Regions from separate parts of the Homo sapiens genome. Here region 1 is linked to region 2. The links are chromatin contacts, found by Hi-C or POLR2A ChIA-PET in ENCODE. All regions are on one chromosome and are shown on one strand. Each heading gives the region's core, a stretch centred on a gene start or an enhancer-like site at or near the end of the contact. The rest is flanking DNA. Distances are from core to core; before and after follow the strand shown.

Region 1 (3,704 bases), core at 592-3,091, 570 kb after region 2:
TTCCCAGGCATGAGCCACCACACCAGGCCTGTATTTCGGGAACTTTTAAAATTATTGGCAAAATTCAATTAATTCCCAGAGTTGATCCAGCCCAAAGAACCATCTGGATACACTTATCCAGGAAACCAAAACAGATTCTGGTAAAACTCCTCTCACTGGTAGCTTAAGATGAGGACCTGTCCAAAGTTTAATGCTTTCTCACAGCTAATATATTATCTGGCAATTCTCCAGAATGGCATAAAAACCAGCTTTGTGAAAAGAAACTTTGCTAGCATCGGGCATGGTTAGCAGGGAACGCACCTCTTTTTCTGAGTACAGGGACCGGGCAACAATGTCCAAAAGCTTCTTTGTCTCGGCCTGGAACTCATGTTTGGAAGTGGAACCTAGTAATGAAACACAGACACAACCAACAAAGTTTAACTTCTATTTTTGTGCAAGAATACGCTACGTCACATTCCAAAGAAAGCTTAAGTTTATGAGTTTTAAACTTTTTTTTTTTTTTTTTTTTGAGACGGAGTCTCGCTCTGTCACCCAGGCTGGAGTACAGTGGCACGATCTCGGCTCACTGCAAGCTCTGCCTCCCGGGTTCACGCCATTCTCTTGCCTCAGCCTCCCGAGTAGCTGGGACTACAGGTGCCTGCCACCACGCCCGGCTAATTTTTTGTAGTTTTAGTAGAGACGGGGTTTTACCATGTTAGCCAGGATAGCCTCGATCTCCTGACCTCATGATTGGCCCGCCTCGGCCTCCCACACATTTAAGATCATGAACAAAAAGAAAGAAGCAGACAGAAACAAAGTCTGGCTGGGCACCATGGCTCATGCCTGTAATCCCAGCACTTTGGGAGGCCAAGGCAGGAGAATCACTTAAGCCCAGGAGCTCAAGACCAGCCTGGGCAACACAGAGGGATCCCGCCATCTCTACAAAAAATACACAAAGTAGCTGACGGTGGTGGCACACACTTGTGGTCCCAGTGACTCAGGGGGCTGAGGTGGGAGGATCACTTGAGCCAGGGAGGTCGAGGCTTCAGTGAGCCATGATTGCACTACAGCACTCGGCCTGGGTGACAGAGAAAGACCCTGTCTCAAAACAAAACAAAACAAAAAGTCTCTCAGAAAGGAGGTCTCAGGGCAGGACAAATCCTCCCACTGCTGAGGCCAGACATGCCTCGGGCTATGTCGAGGGAATGCTGAGCCTGGTTTCCCAATGTGCATGGTTACGAGAACTGGACTGCCTCTAAGAACCAGATTATATGTTCTTTCTTTTTTTTTTAGAGGCAGGATCTGGCTCTGTTGCCCAGGCTGCTATGCAGTGGCAGGATCGTGCTCACTGCAGCCTCAACTTCCTGGGCTCAACCGATTCTCCTGCCTCAGCCTCTCAAGTACCTGGAACCACTGGTGTGTGCTACCATGCCTGGCTAACTTTTTAATTTTTTTCTGTAGAGAAAGGGTCTATCTTGCCCAGGTTGGTCTCGACCACTTGGCCTCAAGCAATCCTCCTGCCTCGGCCTCCCAAAGTGCTGGGATTACAAGTGTGAGCCACTGTGCCTGGACTATATTCTTCAAAAAAGCGGTTTCCAAATTAATTAGTTAGAAATCAAAATAACAAGAAAACCTCACTTCTCTTTTTAACTTCAAAGATTCTACTCTTGTCGACCCACTTAAAAGCCAGAAATGGAGCCACTTCAGGACTGGCTCCAAAGACTGCTTTTTTATACTTCAGAGGGAATGAAAAGACAGCTCCAGAATTCGGTCCTGCGCAGACTGGGCCAATGCTGAGTTTCCCCTCCCGCTTCCATGATTATTAGCAGATGTGCCATGAATCACCACTCAGGGGAGGTGCCGGACGGCAAACTCACGGGTGGCCACCAGAGGGGGCAAGACACACCCGACACTGGCAGAAGTCCCTCGCTGGGACAGAAATGGAGGGCGCAGCACTCCCTACAGCCAAGACCTTCTGATTTCACACCTAAGGCGGTGGCTCTACCAATCACTGCCTCCACCCTGAAAATGCCCCTTTACGCACAGCAGTGAACCAAAAAGCCCTCCCAGACCAAAGCACGAGCCAAGGCTACCCTGCACGCTCTCTGTGCTGCTGATAATCGAGTGCAGGGGTTCCTCCTTGTCCTCGGCGGTCTGCGTGCTGAACAGTCGTCCTGCCTGCAAGCTCCAGGCTGGGTTTCGCCTGGGGCCCAACTGGGCTGTGGTCCTCCGAGGACACAGAATTGGTTTTCCTGAAAAGACAAATATGCAGAAAGAATGAGAATTAGGAAGACACGAGAAACAATATGGTAATTCGTCCCATCAAGGGTGTCTAGCAGAAGCTAGCGTGGACATCTCTAAGTCGGGCTGTTGCTGAAAGAGAAATCCACAGGACCAAATGCCACAGTGTCAGGGTGTGGTTTTGGCAAGGAGCCCTCACAGATGTCATCAGTGTAAGATACTGTGTCTTCTCAGAACCGCAGAAGCGAAACTGGAGGGGGTGGGCTGCTGCCTTCTTTTCAGAGGGGGTCTCGCTCTGTCACTGCGATCACAGCTCACTGCAGCCCCAACCTCCTGGACTCAGGCAATGCTCCTGCCTCCGCCTCACGAGTAGCTGGGACCACAGGCACAGACCACCATGCCCCCATAATTTTTTAAAAAATTTTTTGTAGAAATGGGGTTTTGCTATGTTGCCAAGACTGGTCTCGAACTCCTGGGCTGAAACCATCTTCCCGCCTTGGCCTTACAAAGAGCTGGGATGACAGGCGTGAGCCACCATGCCCAGCTGGCAGATGCCTGCTGACAGCACTTCCCACATTCGCCTCACGGGTGACACCTCGCATCAACCTACCAAACTGAAACCTGTCTCGACCCTCGCAGCCCCTGCAGAAGCCCCCGATGGGCCACACTTCTTTGCTCTTGACAGTCAAGCAAAAAAAAAATCCTCCCAAAAGGGATCCAAATATTTAAATGTTAATATTCTGAAACTGTCTCATCTTCTAAAAGTTGATTCTTTCCCATTGCTTTTTCATCCAAAACAGATTTTTTAAAAAAAATTTGTGTACTTTAAAAACTGAAAAACAGCTGACGATGGGTTCTACCTTCTAACTAAGAAGGAGACTTGTCTTCTGTAACTTCCTGCTCAGTCCAGTGGGCTGAGAAAGTTGCCGGCAGAGCCCAGCGAGGGAGGAAAGCAGCCAATGTGTCCCCAGCCGCACGCAGTTCACCGACGCAGGCCCAGAAACCAGACACTTTCACTCCAACACAGGACTGGACCGACCCAACACCAACACCCACTGACCCCAGGGACCACATACCAGGACCCTGCCTTGGTCAGTAGATTTGCAATACGTGATGGTGTCAAGGATATGTGGCCAGCCAGCCACGCCGTGTCAAAGTCTAAGCCTAAATGAACCGCATCTAACTGGGAGCCTCTCCTGTTCTTCACAAATTTGTAACAAGTAGAAAGGAAAGACAACAGAATATCCAGGAATCAAGGTTTTAAAAATCAGCATATCAGCCAGGGGTGCGGTGGCTCACGCCCGTAAACCCAGCACTTTGGGAGGCTGAGGTAGGCGGATCACATGAGGTCAGGAGTTCGAGACCAGCCTGGCCAACATGGAGAAACCCCATCTGTACTAAAAATACAAAAGTTAGCCGGGCATGGTGGCAGGCACCTGTAATCCCAGCTACTCGGGAGACTGAGGCAGGGGAATGGCTTGAAC
Region 2 (3,700 bases), core at 860-3,359:
CAGGCTGGTCTGGAACTCCTGGGCTCAAGTGATCCACTCACCTCAGCTTCCCAAGTAGCTGGGACTACTGGTGTACACTACTAGGCCCCATGCAGGGCTATCTAAAAAGAGGAGGACAAGGCCAGGCGCAGCGACTCACACCTGTAATCTCAGCACTTTGGGAAGCCTAGGTGGGTGGATCACTTGAGGCCAGGAGTTTAAGACCAGCCTGGCCAACATGGTGAAACCCTGTCTCTACTAAAAGTACAAAAATTAGCTGGGCATGGTGGCAGGCGCCTGTAGTTCCAGCGACTTGGGACGCTGAGGCAGGAGAATTGCTTGAAGCCAGGAGGTGGAGGTCACAGTGAGCTGAGATCTTGCCACTGCACTCCAGCCTGAATGATAGAGCAAGACTCTGTGTCAAAAAAAAAAAAAAAAAAAAAAAAAAGAGAGAGAGTAGGACAATAGACCTGACCTTCAGGAATGTTAGACTCAGCTAGAGATGTGGGTGGGGTGGGATGTAATCAACGGGACACCAGGGAGCTGCTCACTAGCGGAAGCCCAGGCAGGACTTGATGGTATCCAGGAGGTCTCTGGAATCTAGGCTAGGGATGCTGGCAGGATTGGTTGAATTAAATGATTATTTCCAAGGCCAGAAAAAAAGCTGTTTCCTCCCTTCAGTTTGTCTTCATGGTCCCAATCACTCAGCCAGAAATAGGATTGCTCTGCTTGGTTCAGTGTGAGGGGGTGAGGGAGACTCATTTGTAAAGCAGGGTTGCTCTCAAAAGAGCTCATTTTCTAAGTAAGGAGAGAGACAGAGGTGGGAGAGTTTCTAAAATGACCCTGGAAGCCGTCATCACTTGGCAAGAGAGCTGAGCAGAGTACTCACTTGCACAGTGAGTGCTGCTTGCTTTAATTTCAGTTCCTTAGGCTCCGTGGCCAGCGTGCCAGGGACCAGATGTCAGGACCTGAGTGATTCAGAGGTCTGTCAAGGCTTGGTGTGGTGGCTTACACCTGTGATCTGAGCACTTAGGGAGGCTGAGGCAGGAGGATGGCTTGAAGTCAGGAATTTGAGACCAGCTTGGGCAACACAGCAAGACCCTCGTCTCTAAATAGTTAAAAAAAATTAGCCAAGCATGGTGATGCGTGCCTGTAGTACCAGCTACTTGGGAGGCTAGGGTGGGAGGATCGCCTGAGCCTGGGAGGTTGAGGCTGCAGTGAACTGTGATCGCACCACTGCCCTCCAGCCTGGGCAACAGAGCAAGACCCTGTCTCCAAAAAAAAAAAAAAAAAAAAAAAAAAGACCGTTGAGTGATCTAGGGAGTCATTTAAAAACTTCACTCTGGCCTCCAGGGAGCCCAGACAGCAGACAGTTTCCTGGTGAAACGTTTCCCCTTTCGTGGCAGAGTGCAGGAGCACGGGTTCCAAGGGCCCCGTGGAGGGTGCCTGCAGATGGCCATTCCTTATGGCTGGCCCACTTCTCCCTCTAGGGATCCCTCCGGAGGCCCCACTGTGGGATAGATCTGGAAAGAGTATCTTAAGAGTGGAACTTGGCAGTTTCGGAAATATTCGACAAGCACAAATAAGACAGGGAGGAGTAGGGGCTGTGCCAGGGAAGGACCTGGAACGCCAGGCTGAAGGGTGCTCATAGTTTGGTAGGTGATGGGCGTCACTGAGAGGTAGGAGGCTGGAGGGAAGAAGCCAGGTAAGGGTCTTGGTGTCTCCCTGGGTAGAGGATGAGGAGGTTCAGCGGTTTCCCTGGCTTCCTCGGGGCTTCTCGGCCACTGGAGAACTCCACCAGATCATCACTGATGCGGTGTCAGGAGCACGGTGAGGGCGGAGGCGGAGAGGCAGGATGTATGCATCCTGGCTTCCCACCTGCTTCCCTGCGGCCCCAGGTTCCTGTTGCAAGCGCTCAGGGATCGGCTGTCGGCGCTGCCCCTCTGGGCCGGGGGCGTCGGCCTCAGCGCCGTCCTAGCCTAGGACACCGTCTCCCAGTTCCCGGGCCCGGCCGTGTAGCGAAGCCCAGAGCCTGCAGGGTCCCATGGACCCAGCCTCTCGCTCGGCGGCCCCGTCGCCGGCATGACTGAATCCAGGAGGCCACGCCCCCCTGCCCTTAGCCATTCAGGCATCGGGGCGGGGAGAAAGGCGGCTCCAGCAGAACCAGCCAATCACGGCTGAAGTTTGTGCCCGGCCCTTTTCCCCTCACCGCCACGCCCCAAGCCGCACGGTTGCCCCGGCAACTGCTCCAGGATCCTGTCTTTGAAGCATTTCGTCTTACCCTTCGCTGGGCGTTCGTTGCCGAACGAAGCGAAGACCACGGGGCTGGACCTTCGCTACAGACCTCAGTCCTCACAGCCCGCCCCGCCCAGCCACTGACTTCCTGGGTCTATCACCGAGATGCCGAGCCTCCTGCAGTCCTAGAGAGCATACGGCGCAGGGCCAGGGCCACTTCCGGCCCAGAGGACTCCCTGTCAATTTGCTGCAATGGCTCCTGCACCAGGGTTGGGTGGGTTCGCTGCACTGGCCGCGGAGCTAGAGCATCTTCCGAGCTCCCGAGCAGGGGCTGACGGTGCTGCCAGCTGTCGTGCGGTACGGCCGGCAGAGAGCGGCCAGGAAGGAGACCGTGCCCTCTTCCGGGGGAGCAGAAGAAACGCGCGGGCTGTGCGAGGCGGCTCGCGGCTCTGGAGTGCCTGAGGGGCAGAGGGCGGCAAACGTTAACTGTAGGGGCTTTGCTGCGTTCCTCACACATTCGTTTTTTTGTTTGTTTTTCGGAGATGGATTCGTGCTCTGTTGCCCAGGCTGGAGTGTAGTGGCGTGATCTCAGCTCACGGCAATCTCCACCTCCTGGTTCAAGCGATTCTTCCGCCTCAGCCTCCCGAGTAGCTGGGATTACAGGCGCCTGCCATCATGCCCGGCTAATTTTTGTATTTTTAGTAGAGATGGGGTTTCACTATGTTGGTCAGGCTGGTCTTGAACTCCTAACCTCGTGATCCGCCCGCTTCAGCCTCCCGAAGTGTTGGGATTACAGGCGTGAGCCACCGCGCCCAGCCAATTTTTGTATTTTTAATGGGGTTTCACCATGTTGGCCAGGCCGGTCTCGAACTCCTGACCTCAAGCCCGCCTCGGTCTCCCAAAGTGCCGGGATTGCAGGTGTGAGCCACCACGCCCGGCCTCACTAGTTCATTTTTCAAATACAAAATGAATGCCTGTTAATTTAGCAAAGGTCCTTTGCTAAATGTTGAGTTGTAAGTGAGGAAGATTCCAGACAAGACCCTTGCCCTCATGGGGTTCCAGTGTGGTGGGGGAAACTGACAGACACATACATGGCACACACTTTAACTTCAAGTAGTTACAAATGCCAGAAAGAAATGAACTGGGTAAAACAGGAGAGGACGGTCGGAGCTTCATTGTCAGGGAAGACCCCTCCAAGGAGGGGACATTTAAGCTGAGACTCAAAGGGTGAGAAGCGGTTTTACAAGGATCTGGAGTACGAACCTTTCAAGCAAAGGGAACAGGATAAACATGAGGAGGAGACTGGTGCCCAGTAGCTGAAATGACCCCTGCCCCGAACCTTCCCCGCCCCCACCCCAACCCCCCCATGTGGAGGGGAGGGGAGTGAGGAGACAGGCTGGAGAGCTGCGACTTGTCAGGGGGCAGTGGCTTGAGGCTTCTCCCTGGTGTCCTGTGAAGACAGTCCAGCCTTCCTCATCGCACGCTC

The links. Hi-C counts contacts between places; a loop is a spot of excess contacts on that map. ChIA-PET counts read pairs that join two places held with the same protein, here RNA polymerase II (POLR2A). Pooled maps may share reads with other maps.
Region 1: a pooled map shows a loop between it and region 2 (2.1-fold over the local background). The contact joins two enhancer-like sites. A Hi-C loop is called at or near these places in 1 of 50 pooled maps. POLR2A ChIA-PET finds 5 or more read pairs at or near these places in 3 of 52 experiments (T-cell, WTC11 and activated naive CD4-positive, alpha-beta T cell).

Annotation. Positions count from the first base shown.
Region 1 is chr16:3,688,755-3,692,458 of GRCh38, forward strand. It overlaps TRAP1 (TNF receptor associated protein 1), which reads right to left. Exons shown (of 18, transcript NM_016292.3): 2 at 2,073-2,231; 3 at 301-383. Among named protein-coding and RNA genes, the nearest start is that of TRAP1, 27 kb to the right of the region's middle. Within about 2 kb of position 1,842, at least 15 of the 41 ENCODE cell types and tissues checked have a DNase peak (open chromatin) inside an H3K27ac peak, as active enhancers do.
Region 2 is chr16:3,122,227-3,125,926 of GRCh38, forward strand. ZNF213-AS1 (ZNF213 antisense RNA 1) reads right to left here. Exons shown (of 6, transcript NR_110900.1): 6 at 3,303-3,700. Among named protein-coding and RNA genes, the nearest start is that of ZNF205-AS1, 8.5 kb to the left of the region's middle. RefSeq lists a silencer at 2,051-2,320 and an enhancer at 2,131-2,610. Within about 2 kb of position 2,110, at least 29 of the 41 ENCODE cell types and tissues checked have a DNase peak (open chromatin) inside an H3K27ac peak, as active enhancers do.